Linked DNA regions of Mus musculus: region 2 is linked to region 1. The links are chromatin loops, found by intact Hi-C in ENCODE. Cell type or tissue: heart. All regions are shown on one strand. Links, peaks and the distances in the headings refer to the core of each region. The heading gives the core; the rest is flanking DNA.

Region 1 (8,331 bases), core at 232-8,231:
ATGCATATGCAGCTAGAGACAAGAGCTCCGGGGTACTGGTTAGTTCATATTGTTGTTCCACCTATAGGGTTGCAGTTCCCTTTAGCTCCTTGGGTAATATCTCTAGCTCCTGCATTGGGGGCCGTGTGACCCATCCAATAGCTGACTGTGATCATCCACTTCTGTATTTGCTAGGCCCCGGCATAGTCTCACAAGAGAGAGCTATATCTGGGTCCTTTCAGCAAAATTTTGCTAGTGTGTGCAATGGTGTCAGCGTTTGGAAGCTGATTATGGGATGGACCCCTGCATATGGCAATCACTAGATGGTCCATCTTTTTGTCACAGCTCCAAACTTTGTCTCTGTAACTCCTTCCATGGGTGTTTTGTTCCCATTTCTAGGAAGGGGTAAAGTGTCCACACTTTGGTTTTCCTTCTTCTTGAATTTCATGCATTTAGCCAGTTGTATCTTATATCTTGGGTATCCTAAGTTTCTTATCAGTGAGTACATATTGTGTGAGTTCCTTTGTGATTGGGTTACCTCACTCAGGATGATGCCCTCCAGGTCCATCCATTTGCCTAGGAATTTCATAAATTCATTTTTTAAATAGCTGAGTAGTATTCCATTGTGTAAATGTACCACATTTTCTGTATCCATTCCTCTGTTGAGGGGCATCTGGGTTCTTTCCAGCTTCTGGCTATTATAAATAAGGCTGCTATGAACATAGTGGAGCATGTGTCCTTCTTACCGGTTGGGACATCTTCTGGATATATGCCCAGGAGAGGTATTGCGGGATCCTCCGGTAGTACTATGTCCAATTTTCTGAGGAACCACCAGACTGATTTCCAGAGTGGTTGTACAAGCTTGCAATCCCACCAACAATGGAGGAGTGTTCTTCTTTCTCCATATCCTCGCCAGCATCTGCTGTCACCTGAATTTTTGATCTTAGCCATTCTGACTGGAGTGAGGTGGAATCTCAGGGTTGTTTTGATTTGCATTTCCCTGATGATTAAGGATGTAAAGAACTCAAGAAGGTGGACTCCAGAAAATCAAATAACCCCATTAAAAATGGGGCTCAGAGCTGAACAAAGAATTCTCACCTGAGGAATACCGAATGGCTGAGAAGCACCTGAAAAAATGTTCAACATCCTTAATCATCAGGGAAATGCAGATTCTCCATTTCTAAAGGTTTCATCATTACCAAGTAGCTCAGCCTGGAGTCCGTCCAGGTGCCAAGATGAGTCAGAGGTTTGCAAACAGTTGCAGTTAGAAAATGTCTCTATGAAACCCGAGGCCGGGAGGCGCCAACGTGACCGATCTGCAGAGAGGGTGTTTGCCTGTGGAGAATGTCATGTGGAGGGAGACACAGGCGCAGAGTTTGACAGAAACGCACAGGTGCTGTGGTACATTCCCAGAGAGCCAGGGCTTGGAGAGAGAGGAGTTGGAACCAGCAGCTCGTCTGCTATGCTGGAATATTCCCGGAAGGCAACCATGATGTCATGCATCCAAATTCACATACTTCTAAAAGGTTATGTGTTGAAATGTGAACACGGTTTAGGCACCACCAGGATTTGGTATAGCCAGAGCCTCTGGGCCCTGGGGTCTGGGGAGGCTCTGAGTGGAATTCTGAGCCGCGGGGAGCACTGCCAAGCTTTAGGGAAGACTTTGAGCAGGGTTAAGCCAAGAAGAGTTGCAGAGTGCAGTGGAGCCTAAATAGACGGAGGTACTCAGATGAGGTTCGAACAGGGTACAGACACTGAAACCAATAACACAGAGGGTGGTGGAAAGGGAGGTTTACTCTGTCCCACTCTTAAACACCTCTCTCCAGGGAGAGAGCTGGTAAGTAGGGAGAGGTTTTGCACACTAAGCAATTCTTAAATTCACAGGATATCAACTCGATGTCCTCCCTTTTAACACAGTTCTGACACTCTACCCCGAGTCAGTTTTGATCTCATACGTTAAAGAACTCAGTTTAAGATTCTCCCCATTTCAACAATCAATCGCAAGTTCATGAGTTTTCTGCTTCTATTGGCTGATGAACTTCCAGGATCCAACAACCATTTCCTTGGGTTTCATGATTTGCTAGAATTCAAGGAAACATCATTCTAATTTTCTTTCATCTATATCTTTCTGACTATCCACCTACCTATCTTCTTTTTGGGAATCATGAATTCACAGAACTCAAGGAAACCATGGGTTTATGCTCACTGGATTATAATGGAAGGTATGCGCTATGGTTTGGATATTCCAAACTGTATATGGTGAACCCAAGTTCACCGTTAGATCTCTAATTAAAGACATGAAATAGAGTTGACAAAGATCATACCACGTTCTATGTCTGTAGTGCTTGCAAGGCACGTGGGGATCTGTATAAGTTAAGAAAGCCACTGTGGATGGAAAGAGCCAGCGAGGGCGGGGCCGAGAGGTCAGGAGGGCAGGCTTTTGCTGTGAGATGCAGGGTCATTGGGCAGTCTTCCATGAAGGTCTGACATGGTTGCAGTTGGCTCTATTAGCCTCTAGTTTGAAGACAGGCATCATGTAGGGGCTTGTGACTCAGTATAGCTGTAGTGATGTCTTCACCTGAGTGAGTTTGATTGGATGTGTTTGTCAGGTAGCTCATCCTTTCTCCTCTTCTTTTTTTTTTTTTTTTTAAAGATTTATTTATGCTGGGCATGGTGGTGCACGCCTTTAATTCCAGTACTTGGGAGGCAGAGGCAGGCAGATTTCTGAGTTCGAGGCCAGCCTGGTCTACAAAGTGAGTTCCAGGACAGCCAGGGCTACAGAGAAACCCTGTCTTGAAAAACAAAAATATAAATTAAAAAAAAGATTTATTTATTCATTTATTTTATACATATGAGTATACCACCATTACACTCTTCAGACACACCAGAAGACAGACACCATTACAGATGGTTGTGAGCCACCGTGTGGTTGCTGGGAATTGAAGTTGGGACCTCTGGAAGAGCAGTCGGTGCTCTTAACTGCTGAGCCATCTCTCCAACCCATCCTTTCTCTTCTTATTATGCTTCTCTATATTATCTGTGTGTCTCTCCTCTTCTACCTCTCTGTCATCTACATTTTTCTGACTATCTATGTAACTTCTTTGCTTGGATCTTAAATTCTTTAAAATTTTAAATTAATCTTAAGTATACTTTGATCATATTCTTTCCTCCCTTTCAGCTCATCCCAGAACCTCCCTGTCTTCTTACCCACCCAACTTCATGTCTCCCCCTTCTCAAAAACAAAACAAAACAAAAAAACAACAACAAAACAAACAAACAAACAAACAAACAAAAACCAAAATGAATATAGAAACACAAACTTAAAAAAAGAAAATTAATAAGACCAAAAAAAAAAAACCCCCAAATCAAACAAAACAAAAAGTATACACACACACACAAATCCCCAAATGAAACCTGGAGCTTGTGTGTGTCAACCATCTACTCCTAGAATGTGGCTGATATACCCAGTGAGACTCCATTGGAGAAAATGGATTTTCCCCTTCCAGCAGGCAGCAATTGCAAGTGGCTTCTTGGTCAGGGGTGGGACTTGGTGCTCACTCCCCCCACTGCCTTCAGTGCTGGGATTCTCTCTGGTTTGGGCTTCTGCAGGTGTTTTTCAAGTCGTTACAATCTCTGTGAGTGCGTAAGTGTTTCGAGTCCCGTTGTATCTGCCAGACACTGTCTCGGTGGAGTTATCCACTACCCCTGGCTTCCTTCTTCCACCATCCACCTCCTCTTCCACTTAGATCCCTGAGCCTTTAGGGGATAATTTAAAAAAGTCATCCCATTTAGGACTGAAAGCTCCAAAGTCTCTCTCTCCACACGGTCCAGTTGTGGGTCTCTGTGCTAGTTCCCCTCTACTGCAGGAAGCAGCTTCTCTGAGGAGGGCTGAGTGATGCTCTGATCTACAGGTATAGCAACAGTCTATTTGAAAGTTAAATAATTTAATAATAAAACAGGAGTCAGTATTGCTCTGTTCTCCACCTCTCTACCAGTTGCAGCCTATGCCAAGAGAGGAGCAACCCACCAGGAAGTCTCTCTCAGGAGATGTGTGATCTCTTGTGATCTCAGTGATCCAGCGAGGTGCACTGTTGAGTGATTGATCCTCCCAGAGGGAGCCATGTTAGCAATAATTGCAAGGCATATACTTTCCAGCTGTGGCCTCAGCAACAGGATGTATGTGTTTAAAGGAAAGACTCCAGGTAAAACACCCGGCTCTTTACCCTGAGTAGTGTGCACATCAGCACAGCAGTGTGGTCCTTCCTTCACAGGATTTCTGTTGTGTGAGGACCAATTTAAGTTCATACACAAAACACTTTGACTATATGATGCTTTGATAAAGGGTTGCTGCTTTATTAATATTTACTTGTAGGGGCTCCGTGTCTGGGCAACATCCAGTTCAGCTGGGTGGGTGGGTGTGCAGCAACACGCGTGGCGAGAGAGAGAGAGAGAGAGAGAGAGAGAGAGAGAGAGAGAGAGAGAGAGAGGAAGAGAGAGAGAGAGAGGAAGAGAGAGAGAGAGAGAGAGAGGAAGAGAGAGAGAGAGAGAGAGAGGAAGAGAGAGAGAGAGAGAGGAAGAGAGAGAGAGAGAGAGAGAGAGAGCGCCAGAGCCTGTAACTCCCCACTGGAAACGGGAGAGAATTTCGAGTTTGAGGCAGCCTGGGGTACGGAAAGACTTCTAGGCTAGTCTAGAACCTTTTTTTAAAAAAAAGAGTGTAGGAGGTCCCAGAGGTAAAGGCGAACAAGATTGGCGGAGGTGGTGGGCCTTTATGTAGAGATTTGAGAAAGCTGGGGATGGATTGGAGCTTCCCCTAAGCCCCTGCGCCCTCCCCACGATCCTTACTCTCTCCACCCCTAATTGTGCTAACCGTCCAGTGAGAGCCTTCTCCGGCCTCAGAGCTCCGGGCGCCCATCTCCTGGCTCGGAGCTGTGCGTAACCGGGCTCTTCTGGCGTGGGATAAAGTGGAGCGGGACCAGGTGTGGAAGGGCCGGCAGCGGTGATGGGAGTGGGCGAGAGCCGGGTTGCGGGGCGGGGCGAGCGGGGCGGGAGGCGGGGCCAGGAAAATTCGCGGCGGCCGTGGAAGGCTGGGCTGGCGGCCAAGAACCTTAAAAGGATGGGGCGGGCGGGGTGGGTGTGGCCGTTCGGGTGAGCGGAGCCCTGCACTGGGGCTCGTAGTCTCCCTCAGCCTCTCTCAGCCATGGGCGCCGTCTGGTCAGCCCTGCTGGTCGGCGGGGGTCTAGCTGGAGCGCTCATCCTGTGGCTGCTGCGGGGAGACTCTGGGGCCCCGGGGAAAGACGGGGTTGCGGAGCCGCCGCAGAAGGGCGCACCTCCTGGGGAGGCTGCGGCCCCGGGAGACGGTCCGGGTGGTGGTGGCAGTGGCGGCCTGAGCCCTGAACCTTCCGATCGGGAGCTGGTCTCCAAAGCAGGTATTCTTCCTCCCCTCGAGCTAGTTGTTTTGAAGTTCTCCGGGGAAGGGGAAACGAAAGGCACTTGGAGCCATGCGGGTGGGTTCTGGTGGACCACCTTCCCCGACCTCGGACTGAACCTTCTTCAGCCCTCATCGCGTTCTGGGGTTGTCCTGTCCTGGAGAGGCCACGCGGGTCCTCCAGAGGCCGCGCCCAGCTTCTGCCGCCTCAGCGGGCACAGGCTCCTCCGCCTGGCCGCACTTGGAGCAGTGTACGAGGATGGCTTGGGGGGGGGGGGGCATCTCACAACTCTTCAGTTCCTGCTGAAGCTGAGAGGGACATCTTCTGAGTCCCAGTCGCTGACATACCACACCCCTCCTTAGATCTGGGGCTTATGAACACTCACTTCCTACTATCTGGGCAGCTTTTTCAGGAAAGTAAAATTCAGCTTAGACTTAGGTCATGAAGGCCACTGTAGCTGAGGCTTTGTGCTGGCGTGTGAACAAGTGGTGGCCTACTAGGGAATCGAACTCTGATGAGAATTGTCACCTAAGTTTAAATCTACATTTTAGAGACCCTGCATCAGGCAATCAGTGTGCACTGGCACAAACCCTTACCTCCTGTGCCCTTTGCCCAGCTGCCTGGCAGAACTTATTTTTAGTGGTGGTCATTTGTAGCTACTACGTGAAAATCTTTCCCACGGCTGGGTTTTGATAAAAGGTTCTTCAGAAAATTAGGACTCCAGAGTAATATTTGCTGACATCTCACTTTGAAGGTCATCATTAAAAAGAGGCAAACATGTAGCGCAGAGTTCTCCTAACCCCTGCTGATTTATGGTTTTAGGGCGGTCAGGCTTCTAGGAGAGGTCGCCAGGAATGAAGCCAGGGTTTTAGAGAACTTGGATAGTATACTTTTAAGAATAGTTTTTATAACTGTATGTACTTATTAAGGAGGGTGGGTGGGATGGGAAAATCTTGTGCTTGTTGAAGACATTACTTTTCCCTCAAGCCCTCCCCACCCCCACCACACCCCCCCCCCCCAGCTCCACTCAGTCTTGTTCTCGGTTTTCTTCACACTGACTGCTATGCTTTCCAGTTAGCTGGAGCTGGCCCGTCTTGTATTCACTGCCAGGGAGTTCAGGTGTACTCTCAGGTGCAGGGTAGCCATGTAATCCTTTGTTCTATAGAAGCCACCAGCATGTGAGGCTGGGCCTTGTGCTAAGCTCCTGCCCCAACCCTTGGACAGCATTTTTTTTTCTTCTTTTCTTTAAATGACAGGAGCCAAGTGACTTAACTTTGGATACCTGCCAACATGGTCTGGACTGTGGGAGACTTTGCAACTTGCCACTTCATTCTCTCTCATGGTGTGTGCTGAGACTCCCCAAGTGTGCTTTTGATCGTTGGCTCTACATGTGTGCTCTTAGAGCAGTGTTGGGAATGTTCAAATAGGTACTTGCTTTTTTTAAAACAGAGCCTTGAACTGTACATAGAAATAAAGACAAGAGCAAAAGTTTTCTGCGTCTTCCTTTGTGAACCACCTAATGTTACTGCCCTTTCCTTTCTTAGAGCATCTTCGAGAAAGCAACGGACATTTGATTTCTGAGAGCAAAGATCTTGGTAACCTGCCGGAAGCACAGCGGCTGCAGAATGTTGGAGCAGACTGGGTCAATGCCAGAGAGTTTGTTCCTGTTGGGAAGATTCCAGACACACACTCCAGGGCCGACTCTGAAGCGGCAAGAAATCAAAGCCCAGGATCTCATGGAGGAGAATGGAGACTCCCCAAAGGACAAGAAACAGCTGTCAAAGTAGCTGGCAGTGTGGCCGCAAAGCTGCCCTCCAGCAGCCTGCTTGTGGACAGAGCTAAAGCAGTCAGTCAGGACCAGGCAGGCCACGAGGACTGGGAAGTGGTGTCTAGGCACTCATCTTGGGGGAGTGTTGGTTTGGGTGGCAGTCTTGAGGCTTCTAGGTTAAGTCTAAATCAGAGAATGGACGACAGCACAAACAGTCTTGTGGGAGGAAGAGGCTGGGAAGTAGATGGGAAAGTGGCATCTCTGAAACCTCAACAGGTCAGCATCCAGTTCCAGGTGCACTACACCACAAACACCGATGTGCAGTTCATTGCAGTGACTGGAGACCATGAGAGCCTTGGGAGATGGAACACATACATCCCACTCCACTACTGCAAAGACGGGCTCTGGTCTCATTCTGTCTTCCTGCCTGCAGACACAGTGGTGGAGTGGAAGTTCGTGTTGGTAGAGAATAAGGAAGTTACTCGTTGGGAAGAATGCAGCAATAGATTCCTGCAGACTGGCCATGAGGATAAAGTGGTTCATGGGTGGTGGGGGATTCACTGACTCAGTTTTCAGAGCATCCAAGAGGCTGCAGCAGAATGTGGACAAGGCTAAGGCTTTAGAGCGCACTGCATAGCTTAAAGTAAAGGCGGTGTGATTCCAATTGTAGCCATCAGGGCTCTTTCAGATTTGCTAGTGTGGCTTTTGTCCAAAATGTAGGAAGATGTATGCCTGCAGATAATGCTTCCTGTAAGCTGGCACTTGTCCCTTATTGTATTGACTGGTTTGTGCTGACACATCAGGACTTGAGGAATTGATCATCCTGGGTAGTTGCATCTTGGGTAGTACACCTGAGGTATGGACTACATATGGGCAAGGAGCAACTAAGCAACTGCACGGGTACAAGGTAGAGCGCCCTTAGCAGCTCTTAGACTAGAAAGACTACAATAAGCCCCATCAAACACAGCTAAAGCAACACTGTTTACATCATACGGAACTGTGACCAGTAAGGATCGGAGTGAAACTCTAGACTTCCTGTTAGTTTTTATTCCATTTTAACTGCTGAGGATAGGCGAGACATTAGCAAGTACGCCTTTGTCTTAGTGGCTGAAAGCCTATTCAGAGGTGGTCACCCAGGAAGCAGAGCATGAGGGATTG
Region 2 (8,331 bases), core at 276-8,275, 130 kb before region 1:
GTTTTATTGTTTTTGTTTTGTTTTATTTTGTTTTGTCCAGCCGCCCATCTGTGAAGTTTGCTAACTGTACTTGCTTTAGGCACTCAGTTATAAACTTCTGAGTGACATCCTTTAGACTGTGAAGGAATTGCCATGCAGCCTCCGGTAAGATGACAAACAAGCCAGGGGCAGAAGCCTGAATACCTTGTCTTAACTCCTCTTAAATTCTCTCTAGTTTGGGATTGGTTTTGTCTTTGTTTTTATTTCTTTTTTTTTTTTTAATTTTTGTTTTGTTTTGTTTTTTTCTTTCTTGTCTTTGTTTTTAAACAGGGTCCTCCTAGGTGGTTCTGGCTGGCCTAGAACTCACTATATAGACCAGACTGTCCTCAAACTTTCAGTGACTCTCCTGCCTCTGCCTTCTGAGAACTCGGATTACAGGGATTACAGCTGTGAGCCCCCTGTGTCTCATACTTTGTAGATTTACAATAAGAATAGAAAATAAAGCCAGGCAGTGGTGGCGAACGCCTTTAATCCCAGCACTTGGGAGGCAGAGGCAGGTGGATTTCTGAGTTTGAGGCCAGCCTGGTCTACAGAGTGAGTTCCAGAACTGCCAGGGCTACACAGAGAAACCCTGTCTCAAAAAAACAAAATTATATAAATAAATAAATAAATAAATAAATAATAATCAACAAAGGCACATGTGATAAACAGGCACATGAGAGAACAGAGAAGTCTTTGAATGTTCTATAGGTCTAGGCACCGAGCTGTTATACTGTGTATAACAGTACCCATGAATATCTGACCTGTGCACAGCTTCCTGTAGGTCAGACTTCCTAAAAGGTGACTAACAACGTCAGTGGGGTATAACCAATGAATGCCTGTAATACAGGCCAGATTTAAATAATTATGAGAAAAAAACCTGCAGGTCTTCTAGGAATATACAATGTATCAGGTACAGGTGGCTGTGTTCAAACAGTTTGACCCTCAGAGGTTTTCAGTGACTTGTGTTGTCACTTGATTTCGGGCCCCTTTCTTCTGGTGGCAGCCCGATTTCCTTTCCTCTCTGTCCTGGGCCACTACCTGGGGTTCTGGGGGCCTGAGTGTAGCAGTTCCTATGACTTCTTAATCTGGACCCCCTTGAGGTCCAGCATCCTCCTGGTGCAGCTCATGGGATCTGATGAAGTACACACTCCTTTGACTTAGATCTTTAGCTTATTTTTTAGGTTTGGTTTTTCTGCTTTGAGGCAGGGGCTCACTACCTAAGCCAGGCTGTCCTTGAACCAGCAATCTTGCCTCAGCCTTCTAAGTACTGGGATTCCAGATTTGTCCCACTGCCTGGCTTGGTAGCATGGATCTTTAAACCTGCCCCGCCTCTTACACTGCCCCTTTTATCTCTATTAAACTACTTTACAGTCTTCAAGCAGGCTCTCCCGAGTCCCACTGAGCACAGGTACCTTGCTTGAGATCAAACATCCCTCCTCTAGAAATTATACCCTAGTCGTTGTGAATAAGAAAACAATTTGGGGACCAGACGGGTTTAAAGCCTGGGTCACCTGACCTCATTCATAGTCACAGAAGTTAATTCAAAGTGATTATTAGACGATGAAGGAGTGGAAGTTTCTGAGACACACACTTGCTCAGCCAAAGCTGGCCCCAACACAGAAGGCTCGGATCCCTCAGGTCCTCTCCTGAGTGTCCCCACACTGAGTTCGAGGACAGACCTTCTGCAGGGACCAGTGATAATGATTACGGCGTACCCACAGTAATTGATATCCCACTGAGGAATCAGAACAGGTGGCCCAGGTGGGCACCAATTTGAAAGCAGAGGAAGCTGGTTCAGGGAGCAGCGCCTGCCACTCAGATGGGTCCATTGGCCAATGTGGTCAAGTCTCCTAATGTCAAAATCAGGGTCTTCACAGAGCCTATTTTGCTCATTTGTTTTCTTCCCCCAAGTCTTAGTTCATGAACCTAAAGGCCCGATCACTCCCAAGCCTAAGGCCTGCTCCACTTAAGCTTACGTAGAGAATACTGACTGAGGAGATGACTTTTAAGAACTTCCTTACGGTGTGGAAACCTAAGGGTGAATTGAGGACAGAGATGGCAATCAATTTAGGCCTGTAACCTGACGTGGTTTCTTAATGAAGTTCAACAGTCAAAGCCAAGGTTTTCCCATAGTGTCCCCATTGGGACACTGACTCCGTCAGACTACTCACAGCTGACCTCGTGACTTCCCTCAGCTACTTGGAGTCCTCCACCATCCTAAATCATCATTGACTCCTGGCCTTTACAGAGAGCTGTACATGGGAAATAAACCAGTAAGACATGGCTTCCTCCTCTGCTGAGGGAGAGAAGGAGAGAGGGAGAGAAAGAGAAGAAGAGGGAAGCTTTCCTCTCAAAACAGCATGATCAGCCAAAAATAAAACCCAAACCAAACAAACAAAACCATTTCCCTCCCCCTCTGGCAATGCTCAGACAGACAGACAGACAAGGAGAGGGATTTTTATGACAATACCAGTAAACCTGGTTAGCAGCATACATTCTCATGCACATATACATGAACGAATGCCAGCTACCAGCTGATCAACAGCAGCCAACTAGACACAGTGAAGTTGCTGGGAAACAAGAGACAGACAACAAGAAGTGGTCAGATTACTGTCAGCCACATTAGAGAAGACCTGAGAACTATCTAGAAACACAGACAACCGCTTAAAACAGAAACAAAAGCCATCTTGGGCGTAGACAAGGAATCAAGGGACTGTATTTCCAACTGCCTGGTACAACTGCCCTGTTCTTCAATAGACAATAATAATCTGAGACTATAGTTTAATTTTTAAAAAATATTTATTTATTTATTTTATGTATATGGGTATACTCTGTAGCTTTACTGATGGTTGCTGAGAATGAAGGTTGCTCACTCTGGTCTGCCCCACTTGCTCTGGCCTAAAGATTTATTTATTATTATATCTTACTACACTGTAGCTGTCTTCAGACACATCAGAAGAAGGCATCAGATCTCATTACAGATGGTTGTGAGCCACCATGTGGTTTCTGGGATTTGAACTCAGGACCTTCAGAAGTTCAGTCAGTGCTCCTAACCATTGAGCCATCTCACCAGCCCCATAGTTTAATGCTTAACACTACAGTACATCTAAGCATTTTTAAAAGGGGAAAGGAAAGAAGGAAAGAAAGAAAAAAGGAAGAAAGGAAGGAAGGAAGGAAAAAAGAAAGAGAAAGAGTGAGAGACAGAAACAGAGAGATGGAGACAGAAAAACAGACAGACAGAAACAGAGAGAGAGAGAGAGAGAGAGAGAGAGAGGAGAGAGAGAGAGAGCGCGCCAGGAGTGGGAGCCACACTTGTAGTCCCCGCTCTGGAGGTGCTGAGGCCAGAAGATATCCTTGGCTATTTTGTCAGACTCATCTCAGAAAGAAAGGAAGGGGAGAGCAGGAGGAGAGAAGGGATGGAGAGGGGAGGAAAAAGAGAGTTGGATGAAAATCTTGGTGTGGTGGTATTACATGTAATCTCAGCACCAGGGGGGCTGAAGCAGGAGGATTACTTGAACCTAAGAATCCAGAAGTTTTAGACCAGCTTGGACCACACAGCTTGCATATACCAAAGCTCTGTTTAAAAAGACAACATCAAAACCAAAACAAAGTAAGAAGGAAATGAAAGAAAGAAGCCTGACATGGTGACTTCCCCTGCAGGCTCTGGCTTTGGGAAGTTGAAGTAAGATTGTTGTAACTTTGAGGTCAGCCTGGAAAACACAGTGAATTCCAGGTCAGCCTGGGCTGCAGGGCGAGACTGTCTCTAAAGTAAACAAAAGAAGGAAATGTTTGAGTTATTCCCTGTGAACTACTGAATCCCATAGGAAGGAGGGACACACAGAATGAAAAAGAACAATTTTAATTCACTGGCCACATCAACAGCTGTGCTTCCAGCTTTTTTGGTATGCTGGATAAATTGGTTCGTACAATGTGTTAGGTGATGGGGACACCTCTCAGTGCTGTAAGAGCACTTTCCCAGCGTGCACTGGGCTCAATCTTCAACACCAAAAGGAAAGCAAGCAAGCAACACCTCGACCTTTAGTCATTACGTTCATCTCAAAAGGAGTTAGTCATTTGGGTTCACCCATAGCTCTCTATGGAAAATCACCTATCGCCAGGCGGTGGTGGCACATGCCTTTAATCCCAGCACTTGGGAGGCAGAGGCAGGCTGATTACTGAGTTCGAGGCCAGCCTGGTCTACAGAGTGAGTTCCAGGACAGCCAAGGTTACACAGAGAAACCCTGTCTGGAAAACAAAACAAAATACCCCTCCCCAAAAAAAATCACCTATCACCTTGGTGGCTGATATCAGTGACCTCAGATCACTAGATAGGGGTGTACAGTGAGATCTGACTCAGGTTTTTTGCTCAGTCCTATCTACACTAATACTTTGCTGTGGGACTAAAAAGTCACTCGTGGTTTCTTTGGCTTCATCTTTTCTAAGATAAGGCCTTACAATGTTGCCTTGGCTAGCCTGAGACTCACTTTGCAAAACATTCAGCCATCCCTCTGCCTCCGCCTCTCTAGGGGGACTGCAGTGTGAGCCTGCTCCCCGAGGCTTCTGTCTTTGTTTCTCCATCTGTAAAGTGGCGACCACCATGTGCCTATCTCACAGAGATGCTGTGAGAAATAAACCATCCAGTATAAAGCTCCGCTGAAGCCCCCAGCACACACGACACTCAGTCACTACTGTGCGGCATCGCCACCTGTGCCAGGTTCTGGAGACGGGGGATGCTATGTCCTGTCTCCTGTCTTCAGACACACTGGGGCACAGGAGACTGCCATTTAGATACCAGAAGAGATACCATGAACTGTTCTGCGGTAAACGTGTAAGTGCACAGACCTCTTCAACCAGCCAGTCTCATTGTCTTTGGATGGATGCCCAATGGTAAGATGCATGAATCACATGGTGGCTCTATTTTTAGTTTTTTAAAAGAAACTTTCATATATTTTCCATAATGCCATTAATTTACATTCCCCAAAACAGTATGAACATGAGAGTGAGGTTTTCTTTCTTTTCTTTTCTTCTTCTTCTTCTTCTTCTTTTTTTTTTTTTTTTTTTTAAAAAAAAGCTAAAATATGGTAAAAGAGGGACTACAGAGATGGCTCAGTGTTAGATCTAGTTTGGTTCCTGCATCTATGTCATGTGACTCACAACTATCTGTGTCTCTGACACTGGGGCATTTGATGCCCTCTTCTAGCCTCTGCCTGCACTTACATAGACACACACACACACATCAAAATAAATTTTAAAAATAAGAAAAGTTAGGAGGGCTGTGGAGACAGCTCCATCAGGAAAGTGCTTGCCTTGCAAGCATGAAGACCTTAGTTCAATTTCCTGAGCCCACATAAGCAGGCAGGTAGGCCGCGGTGGCGCACATTTATAACCCCAGGGCTGGGACGCTCTGGGCTCACTGACTAGGAAGCCTTGCCTAATTAGTGGGTTCTATCTAGGCTAAGTGAGAGAGCCGCCCTCAAAAAGAACAAACCCCGCGTAAGGTTTAGCACGCACATTTTTCTTACTGCTGTCAAAGCAGTCATCCATGGAAAGAAGCAATGTGAAGGAAAATCTGAGGAACACAAAACAAGGGACAGGGCTTCTTAGGAGGATATGGTAAATTTAATAAATACGTAACGAAAGCATGAAGATCAACTGAACAGGCCGTAGACAAATCAGTTCTGATTCCTGAAATAGTGAGTAATAGAATAAAAACAGTAAGTCTGCCAAGGCTCTCATAAATCTATAGAAGTCTCAATCAAAGGCTTCACTGAGCAGAAGGCTCCTGGGGCAAGTTGGTTCTGGCCACTCAACCTCGGGCTTCCAAAAACTCAGATGCGCACTGGACCGGTCAGACTGGTTCTTCATACATGGACCTGCCTTGTCTCCCAGGAACATCCAAACTCTATATACAACACTGCTAGCTCTTGGGGCAACGAACCCACTGAAAACTGTCAGATGAGCCAGGCCTCGACTTCCCAGAAGCCTTCCTTCCTCTATTCTCCATCTATTCCCTCCACAATGAACAGTGGCAGTGTCACCATGTCCTCCTTCACTGCACCCCAGGTGGCCTGGCACACCGTGGCTAAGAGTCAGCTGACTTGGCTGGGAGTACCAGTTCACGCCTTTAATCCTAGCACTTGGGAGACAGAAGCAGACAGATCTCTGTGTGTTAGAGGCCAGCCTGGTCTACACCACGAACAGACCAGTAGGAGCTCACTGAACTGCCAAACACTGCTACGGGTACTACGGTATGTTCGGCGTCAGCCCCCAGAATAGCACAATCAAGTCGCAAGTGGCACCGGACCCACTTGAAGATGTCAGAAAGCAGACACAGGCAAAACAGGCTCCACCAAGAAGTTTGATGGCTCCCTGTAAGGTTAGGTTTATCTACAAACCCAGATCTCAGGGCGCCCAGCCAACCTGCATTTGTGGCGTCTATAACAGCCATCCATTCACAGAGCCTGGTCCTTCTCCAATCTATTCTTGGCTTTCCCTGACTGAGTCCTGCCATTCCAGCTGAGCTACTCACTAATCAGTTCCTCTACTTATATCCTATCGGTTCTAAACCACAGTTGGGACCATGTCACTCACTTCTTCTAATCGTGCTAACAGGTGCTGGATGCTCAAGATGAAAGGACCTCCCTGTGCACCCCACCCCACCGCTCTGGGTCCACACTGGCCTTCCAGTATATCAAGAAGTCAGATATCAGTATATCAAGAAGTCCATCTATAAGATGGAACACAGGGCCCCCAGTGGAGAAGCTAGAGAAAGCACCCAAGGAGCTGAAGGGGTCTGCAACCCTATAGGTGGAACAACAATATGAACTAACCAGTACCCCCAGAGATCGTATCTCTAGCTGCATTTGTAGCAGAAGATGGCCTACTCGGCCATCACTGGGAAGAGAGGCCCTTGGAATTGCAAACTTTGTATACCCCAGTACCTGGGGAATGCCAGGGCCAAGAAGTGGGAGTGAGTGGGTAGGGGAGCAGGGCGGAGGGAGGGTATAGGGAATTTTCGAGATAGCATTTGAAATGTATATAAAGAAAATATCTAATAAAAAAAGAAGTCAGATATGTACAGCCACTTTGTGTGTGTGTGGGGGGGTGTTTTCACATGTGTGTGTGTTTTATGTGTATATCTCTGTGTGTGTATGTATGTGTCTATGTCTGTGTGTTGGGAATGTATGTCTGAGGGGGGGAGTATAGGTCTGTGTATGTGTTCGTATATGTGAAGTGTATGTGTTTATGCTTGTGTGTATGTATGTACGTGTGTGGAGTATATGTGTGAGTGTGTGTGTGTGTGTTTCTAGAGCCCAGAGGTTGATGTTGGGTAACTTCCTCAACTACTCTTCCTCTTATACATTAAGGCGGGGTGTCTTCGTTAGGGTTTTACTGCTGTGAACAGACACCATGACCAGGGCAAGTCTTATCAAGGACAACATATATTTGGGGCTGGATTACAGGTTCAGAGGTTCAATCCATTATCATCAAGATGGGAGCATGGCAGTTTCTAGGCAGGCATGGTGCAGGAGGAGCTGAGAGTTGTACATTTTCATCTGAAGGCTGCTAGCAGAAGACTGACTTCTAGGCAGCTAGGATGAGGGTCTTAAAGCCCACACCAACAGTGACACACCTACTCCAACAAGGCCACACCTCTAAATAATGCCATTCCCTGAGCCAAGCATGTTCAAACCATGATGACACAGGGTCTCTCACTTGGACTCAAAGCTTGCTAGACTAGTCAGTCAGCTCTTTCCAGAGAATCCCTGCCCTCACTTCCCAGCACTAGTATAACAAACAGGCCGCTATGCTTGCCCTGTGTTTGAGTGGGCACTGAGGATCTGAACGCTGGTCTTCATACCTATATGGCAATCGATTTACTCACTGAACCATGCATGTCCCGTGACATGGGTACTCATTATCCCACTTCTCAGGTGGGTCTCAGATGGCCAAGGTGCACCTCAAATTCTCTATGGACTTCAGGATGACCCTGATCCTTTGACCCTCCTGCCTGCAGCTTCCTGGTACTAGGAAGAAAGCTATGCACTACATCCTGGTTCTATACGCACTGGGATCTGAAGCAAGACAAGCACCCAACTGCCTGAGCTACATCACCAGCCCCTACAGACAGTTACTAACACGCCTTCGTGATTGCTGCAATGAGCACACTTCCATGGGGAGAGCACTTCAGGTCAGGACACGTCTCAGGAGGAAGGGACAGATTTGTACTCATTCTCAAGAGAGGCATTACAGCATGCCAGCATGGCAGTGTTGGAGGGACTCACAGACAACTAAAGCATGGTGGTGAGA

What was found. Peaks named below come from ENCODE experiments on the same cell type or tissue, not always from the same donor. Only the 100,000 strongest peaks of a DNase experiment are listed, where the experiment ranks them.
Region 2: it touches region 1 in a loop (2.1-fold over the local background); 2 of 42 quality-filtered maps call a loop at or near these places.

The regions. Positions count from the first base shown.
Region 1 is chr5:92,597,933-92,606,263 of GRCm38, forward strand. Stbd1 (starch binding domain 1) reads left to right here and starts at 5,119. Exons shown (of 2, transcript NM_175096.3): 1 at 5,119-5,405; 2 at 6,950-8,331. The coding sequence starts at 5,177. The coding sequence ends at 7,737. In heart, for the core only: a CTCF peak has its summit at 5,230; DNase peaks (open chromatin) are centred at 5,129 and 7,079; H3K4me3 peaks cover 2,181 bases; H3K27ac peaks cover 1,954 bases; H3K27me3 peaks cover 843 bases.
Region 2 is chr5:92,463,543-92,471,873 of GRCm38, forward strand. The region is part of intron 2 of Scarb2 (scavenger receptor class B, member 2); the gene reads right to left. Among named protein-coding and RNA genes, the nearest start is that of Mir6415, 9.2 kb to the left of the region's middle. In heart, for the core only: no CTCF peak of the experiment used is centred there; no DNase peak of the experiment used is centred there; H3K27ac peaks cover 1,120 bases.